2 separate regions of the Mus musculus genome follow, and region 1 is linked to region 2. The links are chromatin contacts, found by Hi-C or POLR2A ChIA-PET in ENCODE. All regions are on one chromosome and are shown on one strand. The core of a region is the stretch at or near the end of the contact, and the rest is flanking DNA. Distances in the headings are between cores, read along the strand shown. Region 1 overlaps Zmiz1 (zinc finger, MIZ-type containing 1). Region 2 overlaps Zmiz1 (zinc finger, MIZ-type containing 1).

Region 1 (4,475 bases), core at 1,174-3,673, 46 kb before region 2:
TCTGAAAAACCTCCAAAGAGGGTCCCTGACATCTGAGGGGAAAGTTATGCTCTTGCAAACAAACTGCAGAGGAGGAGACATGCTGGACAGGAGATACGGATGAGAGGGGTGACCTTCTGAATGACCCAAGGGGCATGTTCTCTATTAAGTGGCACAATCTCAGGGGCAGAGTCACCAGCAGCCAGAGTGGACAGATGCCACTGGGACCACACAGAGGCCATTGCCCTTTGATTTTCTTTGTACTGAGATGGACCCAGAGCTGAGAAATCCACTGAGGGACCCAACCCTAGAAAGCAGGAGCTCAACAGGCAGATGCATGCCTTGGAGTACCAATACTATTACCTACCAAGTCTACACACAGCCTCAGAGCTCATCTCAGCCCTCCAGACACTGAAAGAGCTACACAGATGAAGCCCTGTTGCCATCCCTGGGAAGCTGAGGACACATGGACTTCCTAAGACACAGGAGTGCCTAAATCCTGCACTAAATCACTAGTACTCAAAGGGGAAGACAGCAGACAGCTGGCTTAAAGGAACAGGAGCAAGCAAAAACCAAGGGATTGGGGTTCTAGGACTTTAGAAACAGGGTCTGCGGAATGTTAGTGGGCAGAGAGGGAGTTTCCAACTCAGTATACACTCAACACAGCGAGAGGCGGCAAGCCCAAGGCAGAAGAAGCCTTGGAGGGGAGAGAGCCAGCACCTGAACCTCCCATGGCTCACCACAATGTCAGCCAAGTGCAGCGGGAGGGGCTTGATGGCAACAGAGGACAATGTGCTCTGCTGCCAGATGCAAGCCCGGGGGTGGGGGTGGAGGGTTAATACCTGCATTTGGAGAGCCCCCCACCAGGCCAGCAGGGGCAGGCCCTGACCCTCTCTTTAGGCTCATGAAGTCTTCCTTGATACCAGCACCTTCTATCCTCCCCAGAGCCTGTGTTGGAGGGCACACACCCTCAGGACACCTCTGCAGTTTAGAATGCTTGCTGGGAAGTGAGAGGTATGGAGGTCAGACACACTCTTTTCCTGGAAGGTCAGGGTTCAACTCTCTCAGCCCCCTGTTTAGAGGCTAAGAGGGATGAGGGCAAGGGCAAAGTCATGTACTCACGCTTGTAATCGTTGTTTGGGGCTCTGGATCCCGGGGTTACCTGAGCTCACTGTGGGAGATGGGAGAGAATCCACATAGGGTCTCCTTCTAGATATAGTGAATTTCTACTCTAAGCATTTCTGCCATAATTCTGGTGACTTCATCCATTTTCAGGCCCAGGCTCTGCCAGCTCCTCCCTCCCCCAACAAGGCCTTAGTTCTTACCCCTAACTGCAAAATGAGGACACCAGACCCTCCAAGCCTCCACTGGCTGCCGTCTCCTCAAGAGCCACACCGGTGGCAGAACACGGAGATCTGTGTGCACCAAGCAAGCACACGGAAGATTTCGAAGATTCAATATGAAACACAAATGTAAATGTAAATGCTCTGTGGACCTGACAGATTATCATTTCGATACACAATCAGTGTGAAACGGGGGTGGTTCCCAGAGGGTGTGGTGAGAGCACAGGAGAGGAAGGGCCTAGACTTCAGAGGAGGGAACAAGCACTCAGGGCACTCAGGACACAGACGTCTGGCCTCGCTTCATACAGGAAGCATGGATTGAAGCAGGCCTCAAAGAGGCCAGGAGGCAGAATCAGGAAAGGGCACTGCTGGATAAAGACCACAGGGCAAGGTGCAGTGTGGAAAGGCACAGGGAGGGCCAGGGGAGCTCCAGCCCAGGGCACTGGCAGAGGCTGGCCTGTGATGTGGCTAGGAAAGGAGGTGGTGGCCAGAGGGCAGCAGCTACCATGCCAGGCTAACTATGCCAGGTACACAGTCGGCACTTCCAGGAAGATACCAGCCAGAGACTCTCCCGGGGGTGACCAGGTCACTGATATTCCTAGGTCTGTAGTTCTCTGGTAGCTCACCTCCAGCTTCCCCTCAGGAGAGGACAATTTACTTATTCATGAGCACACATTCACTCCCATCAGGCAGCCAGTTCCTGCACACCTCACTTCTAATTATAGCAAAGATTTCAATAACACTGCAGGAAAACGCCAGGTTTCCAAAGACCCTGATGGTGGGGGCGGGTCCCTCGTCTTCATCTATGGGCTAGGAGGTCCTCCTCCATTCCAAGTGGCCAGCATAGCAGGACCAAGTGAGAGAGAAGATAGTGTAGTCCTACTTCCAGTCACCTAAGCAACGCTGCCTCCTAGCATCTGTGAATGGCAATGTCAGCCTGTGGACCAATGCTGTACCCTGCGCTATGGCCAGCAGCACCGCCTTCCTGGGTCTGCATACCAGCTTCCTCGGGTACCTGCTTCAAGGGAGAAACAGAGCCCAGTAAGCCAGGCCAAGGGTGTCCTGTTCAGGAACCCAGGAGGTATCGGCTCTGCTGAGACTGGATTAGAAGACAGAGCAGAGGAACTGTTGGGCACGTGCCAAGGAAAGAGCGGCTCTGATGATGAAGGAGGATAGGGGTAAGGGGAGACTGGGCTTGGCTGGCCAGTCTGGACAGAGTAGGGAGAGTGGCCATACTAAGAAGGAGAGAGTCATGAGTGGTATCTGGGCAAAGGAGAACCAAGGAGAAGGATGGAGATAATGCAGTCCTTGGGAAAGGTGGGGCAGAGATGGAAAATCTGACCAGCAGATGGTGCCTATGTGTGAGACCCTGCCCCTAAGAGGCAGAGGTACCATCAAGACCCAGACTGGCCACACCAGCTCAGCCTCAGGACCCTCTCCCACTCTGTTTGGTTCTGTACCAAGGCCACAGGGCCAGTCCAGGCATCAGCTACTGTGGCATTGCATCCTGCCAGGCTCATCTTCCTGTGGCCCTCCCCAGAGGTCCACTGTGGAGAGCATCATGCCCCTGCTTAGACTCAGGGACATTCCAGGACCCCAGGCCATGGCCCAAACCCAAGTGCAACTCCAGCTTACGTGCACTCTTTTTGTTTGTTTGTTTGTTTTTTCGAGACAGGATTTCTCTGTGTAGCCTTGGCTGTCCTGGAACTCACTCTGTAGACCAGGCTGGCCTCGAACTCAGAAATGCTGGAATTAAAGGCGTGTGCCACCATGACCAGCAATTACGTGCACTCTTGATAGCTCTGACTCCTAGAAGGCTGAAGCTGAAGATGCCCAGGGGCTCTGGCCCTCCTGCCCAAAGTGCACTGAGTCAAACTGTCCTGCCACTTAGAAAGTGACTGAAGCAACACATCACCTGGCTGTCACTCCATAGTGCAAAAGAACTATAGCCTGCACCACATCCTTCACTGCTGTCAGCTCACTAGCAACCAAGATGGTCTAGTCACTCAGTAAAATATCTCCAGGGCAGCCCCTGTGTGCCAGGCATTGGGACACAGCCACGAAACACTTGTCTCATCTGCATCTACCCTTAACCTACTTTACAGTGGCAAGTCTGAGTTCAGAGGGAGGCAGTGACTTCCCAGAGTCACCTGGATGATGGCCAAGAATGAGACTTCTCCCTGTTGCAGGTGCTGACCACAGCTCCTGCCCCCACCCCCACCCACTGTTTCTAGGACACAAAGGTATCGATTACCAGCCCTACCTTGGAAAGGGTTTCTTTTCTTTTTCCACCAAGGCTTTCTGCCCACCTCCATTTTTTTTTTTTTTTTAAAGAATAAACTTGAAGCCATTCCCATGATTAATTACCAGCTGCCTAATGCTCTGCCACTGGCAATTTCTGGAAAGGGAATGAATTACCTTGAAAAACATCCGAAAAGAGAACCCACCGTGAAGGAGAATCAAAAAGGTTACCTGGCAGTCCATGTGGACTCTTCTAGCTGGACTGGACTGCTGGTAGGCCCCTCTGAAGAGGGGAGCAGGGTGGCTGGCCCTATTATAGAGGGGCATGTGCAGCCTGGTGGGGAGTGGGGCAAAGCCTCTGGCTCCAGAGAGCAGTATGGGGAAGCTGAAGAAGCAGAGGTGGAGGTTGCTTTCTCTGTATCTATATAAACCCTCTCTGGTCTCTGTCCTCTGACATCACATGTTGCTTAATTCCTATAGATGTCAGTTCAAATCCCCACTCCACCACTTACAGCTCAATGGGGTTTTTAAACTGCAGAGCCCCTGGAAAATAAGGCATTATACAAACCTCCTCCAGGGACTTGGGGGATGGGGATGGGGAATGGGGGGTGGTGTATTGTAAGTGCACAGCCAAGGTAACAGAAGAGCAAAAGTTTAGCCCCACTAGAGGCTTCCAAGCATTCTGGCCAGCCTGTCTGCCATGATGGCGATGTTTATGCTCATTTTGGGATAAGGACACTCACTCTTGCTGTAGGGGTTTGGCCGACGACCTACAGTCATATAGCTGGGTAGCAGAGATCTGGGGTTCCTGCAGCAGAAAGGGTGCCAAAGTCCAGGTCTCCATTTGTCCTGGTACCTACCAGCCCCACTCTGGGACCCCTGGAACACCGTACTTCACAGAAAAGCTCCAGC
Region 2 (4,425 bases), core at 268-2,767:
TTGACAAGTGCTGTGAGTACCATCTCGTCCATCACCCCACCTTCTTCACAGAGTCCTTTGTCCATCTGGTTTGTTCATCAAAGTGGCCCTGTGAAGTTGGGCATGCTGGTTCAGGACTGTAACTCTGACACCCAGGAGACTGTGGTGGGAGGATTTCAAGTCCGAGATCAGTCTGAGCAAATTATCAATATTCGAGAAAGAGAACACAGTGAAGAGCTCTCCAAGGCAGCTAGTGAAGGTCCTTATCACCATGTGACAGATGGGGACCCAAATCCTGACTGGGAAGGAGCCTGACTTACCCAGTGATCTAGACAGCAAGCTCCATCTGAACCTAACCGAAAATGGCTGCCCTTAAAGCCATTAGCAAACAAGAAAACACAGGATGGAGAGTCATGTGCTCCTGACAGGACCTGGGTTAGTGCCCTCATCTGCCTGCTTTGGAAGTGGGTTCTGTGACACAGCGTTTTTCCTATGGCCTGGTTCACAGTTGATAGACATGGTAGGGGAGAAATGGGAGACTGGGATGCTCTGGGAGAGGGGGAGGAGCAGTTGGGAAAAAAGGTAGGTAAAGGGCTCCAAAGACAAATGAAGCTATCTCCCTACCACCAGCAGGGTTCCTTATTCACAAACCTAACGTCAGGCCAGATACCTGGAATAAACTGAATATTTGTGTGTGTACACACACGTGTATACATACACATCCTCCTTTTATACTCCATGTTTGCATATATAGGGACTTGATAAGGTAGAGAGTACAAGGTAAGTCAGTGTCTGTATGCACTTGTGTGTGTATATAGACATTCCCCATCATATCCCTGCCGGTCATACCTGTTAAACACAGGTTGCACACATACAGACTGACAAGCAGACATCCATCCCACAGGACCCCTGCTGCCCCGAGTGCTGGCAGGCACACCTGTATGGCACACTGTTTATTTCCACTCAAATCAAGAGCAAGGATATCTGGTGCACACAGCACATGCTCCCAGACACGGGTCAGGACACATGTGTACACACTCATGCACGGCAGTCCCGGAGGTGGCCAGGACAGGGAGACGAGCAAAGAGAGCAGGTGGCAGGCAGCCATGTCCAGGACTGGGCAAGGAACCCTCACTGCTGCTGGGTTGAGTCGATGGCACAGCTCACAGCAACCCCATAAATCACGAAGCCACTTGCCGCAGCTGTTTAAATCTCCACTGCTGGACTTGGCACTTAGGACAAAGGGCCAGCAGCTATGGGCAGAGAAGAGGGAGGATGCTGGCATTTGGCACCACCCACTCCAGGACTGCCACCCTACCTGAACCTACCATTGCCCTGGCAGCTGCTATGCCCTCCTTGCTCTAACCTTTCCCCCCTCCATGTTCAGCCAAGCCTTGGAGTGCATTCACAGCTTGGGCACCGGCCTCGGGTGCTAGTGCTGACCGCTTCTACCAGTGACTAGTGTCCTATGGGCAGGGGAGAGTGGGGGAGGGGAGACAGACAGTCAGTTCCTCCACAGGAGCACCGTGGGTTGTCACCAGACCCGGCATTTAAGCGAGGACCCACAGTCAGTTCCACTCAGGGGGAGTCCCCTCCCTTGGCCCACATCACTTCCCGTCTGTAAAGAGGGGATGGGCTCAGGGCCTCCGGGGCCGCTCAAGCTGAGGATCTGCTGCTGGGGAAAAGATCTCATGGATGCTGATTAATTATGACTATTAATAATCCAGCCATCTGTAGCTCGTGGTAGAGCACATATGATTAAAACCGGGCCCGGTGCCCCGGTGGCAGAATGAATAGGTCTCTGAATGAGCTGCTGGTGCCTCCACCAGCCTTCGAGTGGATGCGTAGTGATGGAACACTGGGGAGGAGCTGTTTGTGCTGCTCAGACAGACAAGGAGAGCAGAGACAGCCAGGGAGGCAGACAGGCAGGCAGACAGACAGACGGTGGGGACCTGTTCATCAGACAGTGAATACCAGACAGTCCTCGAGGCCAAGCTTCAGGGAAGGACTCTGTGTCTGCCCCCAGGGAGAAGATTGATAGACATCAGCTCTTCTCAGCTTTGCCCTGCTGCCTAGAGCCCCGAGTTTCATCCCAAGACTCCTCAGATGCTGTGGGGTGCTAGCTTGGGTCAGTATTGTGATAGATGCTGGCTGCAGCATCATTTCACACCTGTCTGGCATCCTTCTCTCTGGCCCCCAGCCCAGCCCTGCTCCCAGTTGCTTCCCTGAGCAGTATGACTCTTTCTCCACACCTCCCGCCCTACTGTGGGACAATGGGTACAGCCACCACCCCTCTGTCCTGTGGGCTCAGTCCTTCTGGCCTTGCTGCGAACATGAATGCACTCTCGGTGCTCACGCCCAGTAGCCAGACCATAAGCTGAGCCTGCTGAGTGCCCTGCTACTCTGCACCATAGGAAAATGGATGGCACTGGAGCTTCCAAGCCCCAGCCCACACGCATGCACACCATGATCTGGGAACTCCCACAACAGCCAGTATGCTGATGATAACCTATCTGATGGATCAAGGAGCTGAGGGAAAGTGGGCAGAGCGCACACTAGGCCGTTTGGTTGCAGAAGTCTTACTTTCCAGGCCACTGAGACTTGAAGGGAATGAGTCAGTTAAGGTTAAACACCATTTGTGGGAACTGAACCGCCATCTTTTGAGCCATCGGTGTGAATGGATGCTGAAGGGTCCAGAGATGGGTACCACGGGGTCAGGCCAGGTTTCTGCATTCACCTTTTGTGTAATCACAAACAAGTCCTTTGCCAACCCCGGGCCCTATCTCTTCAGCTCTTAAGTGAATTGAATGGAGCCTATTCGCCCATCGCAGGCAATGGTGGAGGCGTGAAGTGCAGGCATGGAGGCAATGGTGGAGTTAAAGGCTCTGGAAACGACAAAAGAGCAGCTGGGGTCCCCAAACCACAGTACTAACGCTGGTGAGGCCATTAAAGAACACTATTCGGGGACCTGAGACCAGTGATGCCTTGGAAAATCTGGGACACTTAACCCCCTAGAAGCACATGGAGGTGAGGCGCTTCAAGCACATGAAGATTGGATGACCTTTGCCCCAGTGCTCCCCACAGCCACACCTCTGTAGCTCTTCCTGTGCTGATCCTTTTAGACACTGGCTGACACACTTCCTGGTCACCTACACTGTATCTAATCCTGGGCTGACCCCAAGGGATACCCCAGGAGCAGCTGCCGAGTCCTAATAGGCGCTTGTAGGTGCTATCACTTGCTAGCTAATCTCAGTGTTCAGCAGGGGTGGGGGGGTGGGGGTGGGCAATAGGATCCAGCTACAAGATCCTGGATAACTAATGATGGCAACGTGTCCCCAAGCTCCTTTCTCATTCCACACCTATGGCAGGCATCACTAACTCATCCCTCTTCTCTCACAGAACTCCAGTGTGGCCTTAGAATTATCATTCCTAGACAGGGCATAACACAAAGTGTTTCACATCCCTGTTTGTGGAACAACAGTCATCCCTCCACTGGGCTAAACCACTGCCAGTGTAGATGAGGCCTAATCTTGGGTCTGGTCTGGGAGATACCAGCTGGCAGGTGCAAACTTGGGACCCAGTTTGAGATCTTCATGGGAAACACACTGTGGGTGTGAGGAGATGGGTGTGCTGTAGGACCCTTCCAGACTCTTAGCTCAAACACTGTAGAAACACAGCAGCTTCCCTTTGTCTGGGCCCTCCGCCTGGGATTTCTCCATGTGTTGTTGGGGGCAGTGACAGGCCACCGGAATCTGTCCTTCCAGTAGCTCTCCCTAGTTACAGTTTCAAGACAGAACTCCGTGAGCCCTCAGAGAAAAGGCAGCCCAAACAGCATCCCAACTGCAATCCTGCCTTTGTTATTGCTCCCCTCTCCTATCGGACCTTTTCAGAATGTTCTACTTGAAGTCAACTTGCAAGTTAAGTACATTCCTAAAAAAAAATTCAGCACTACCGTAAACGAAATCAGCATCAGCCACCATGAATACAAGTTAAAGAAGAGAGCAGACTCAAGAACATGGTGCTGTGATCCATGGTCCACCACAGGCTGGAGCCCATGGCAGCCCTGCTCTGTCAGAAGACGGCAACAGCAAGTAAGTTCTTGGCCTTTGGAAGCTGTCCTTGATGCGGGGCTAAGAAGAAGAGTGGTCTGAGGACAGACAGGATCCCTTGGTCCTGAGTCACCCAGCACAGCCATCTCTATCGTTGTAGGAGTGTGAGACCATCTCAAGGTTGGCAGGATCTGAGGGGTTATCACACTGTTGACAGAAAAGGAGGCTCAGACACATGGTCTCACTGACTCAAAGTCACAGAGCATTGAGAGGCTAAGCCGGGTAATCCAAGCCTTCCAAGTTAGCCAAGGCCCCCCGTCTGCCGTGCTGCTGAGTTGGTGCTGCGCAGTCACCCTGACCCGTGGCTGTGCTAACAGCTTTTACACCTGAGGTTAAC

The links. A loop is a pair of places that touch in the nucleus more often than their neighbours do. ChIA-PET counts read pairs that join two places held with the same protein, here RNA polymerase II (POLR2A).
Region 1: POLR2A ChIA-PET joins it to region 2 with 11 read pairs in Patski. The contact joins two enhancer-like sites. A Hi-C loop is called at or near these places in 1 of 37 maps with a recorded cell type or tissue (T-helper 17 cell). POLR2A ChIA-PET finds 5 or more read pairs at or near these places in 1 of 5 experiments (Patski).

The regions. Positions count from the first base shown.
Region 1 is chr14:25,537,670-25,542,144 of GRCm38, reverse strand. All of the region lies in intron 3 of Zmiz1 (zinc finger, MIZ-type containing 1), which reads right to left. Among named protein-coding and RNA genes, the nearest start is that of Mir3075, 5.5 kb to the right of the region's middle. Within about 2 kb of position 2,423, at least 2 of the 3 ENCODE cell types and tissues checked have a DNase peak (open chromatin) inside an H3K27ac peak, as active enhancers do.
Region 2 is chr14:25,490,812-25,495,236 of GRCm38, reverse strand. The region is part of intron 1 of Zmiz1 (zinc finger, MIZ-type containing 1); the gene reads right to left. Among named protein-coding and RNA genes, the nearest start is that of Zmiz1, 34 kb to the right of the region's middle. Within about 2 kb of position 1,517, at least 2 of the 3 ENCODE cell types and tissues checked have a DNase peak (open chromatin) inside an H3K27ac peak, as active enhancers do.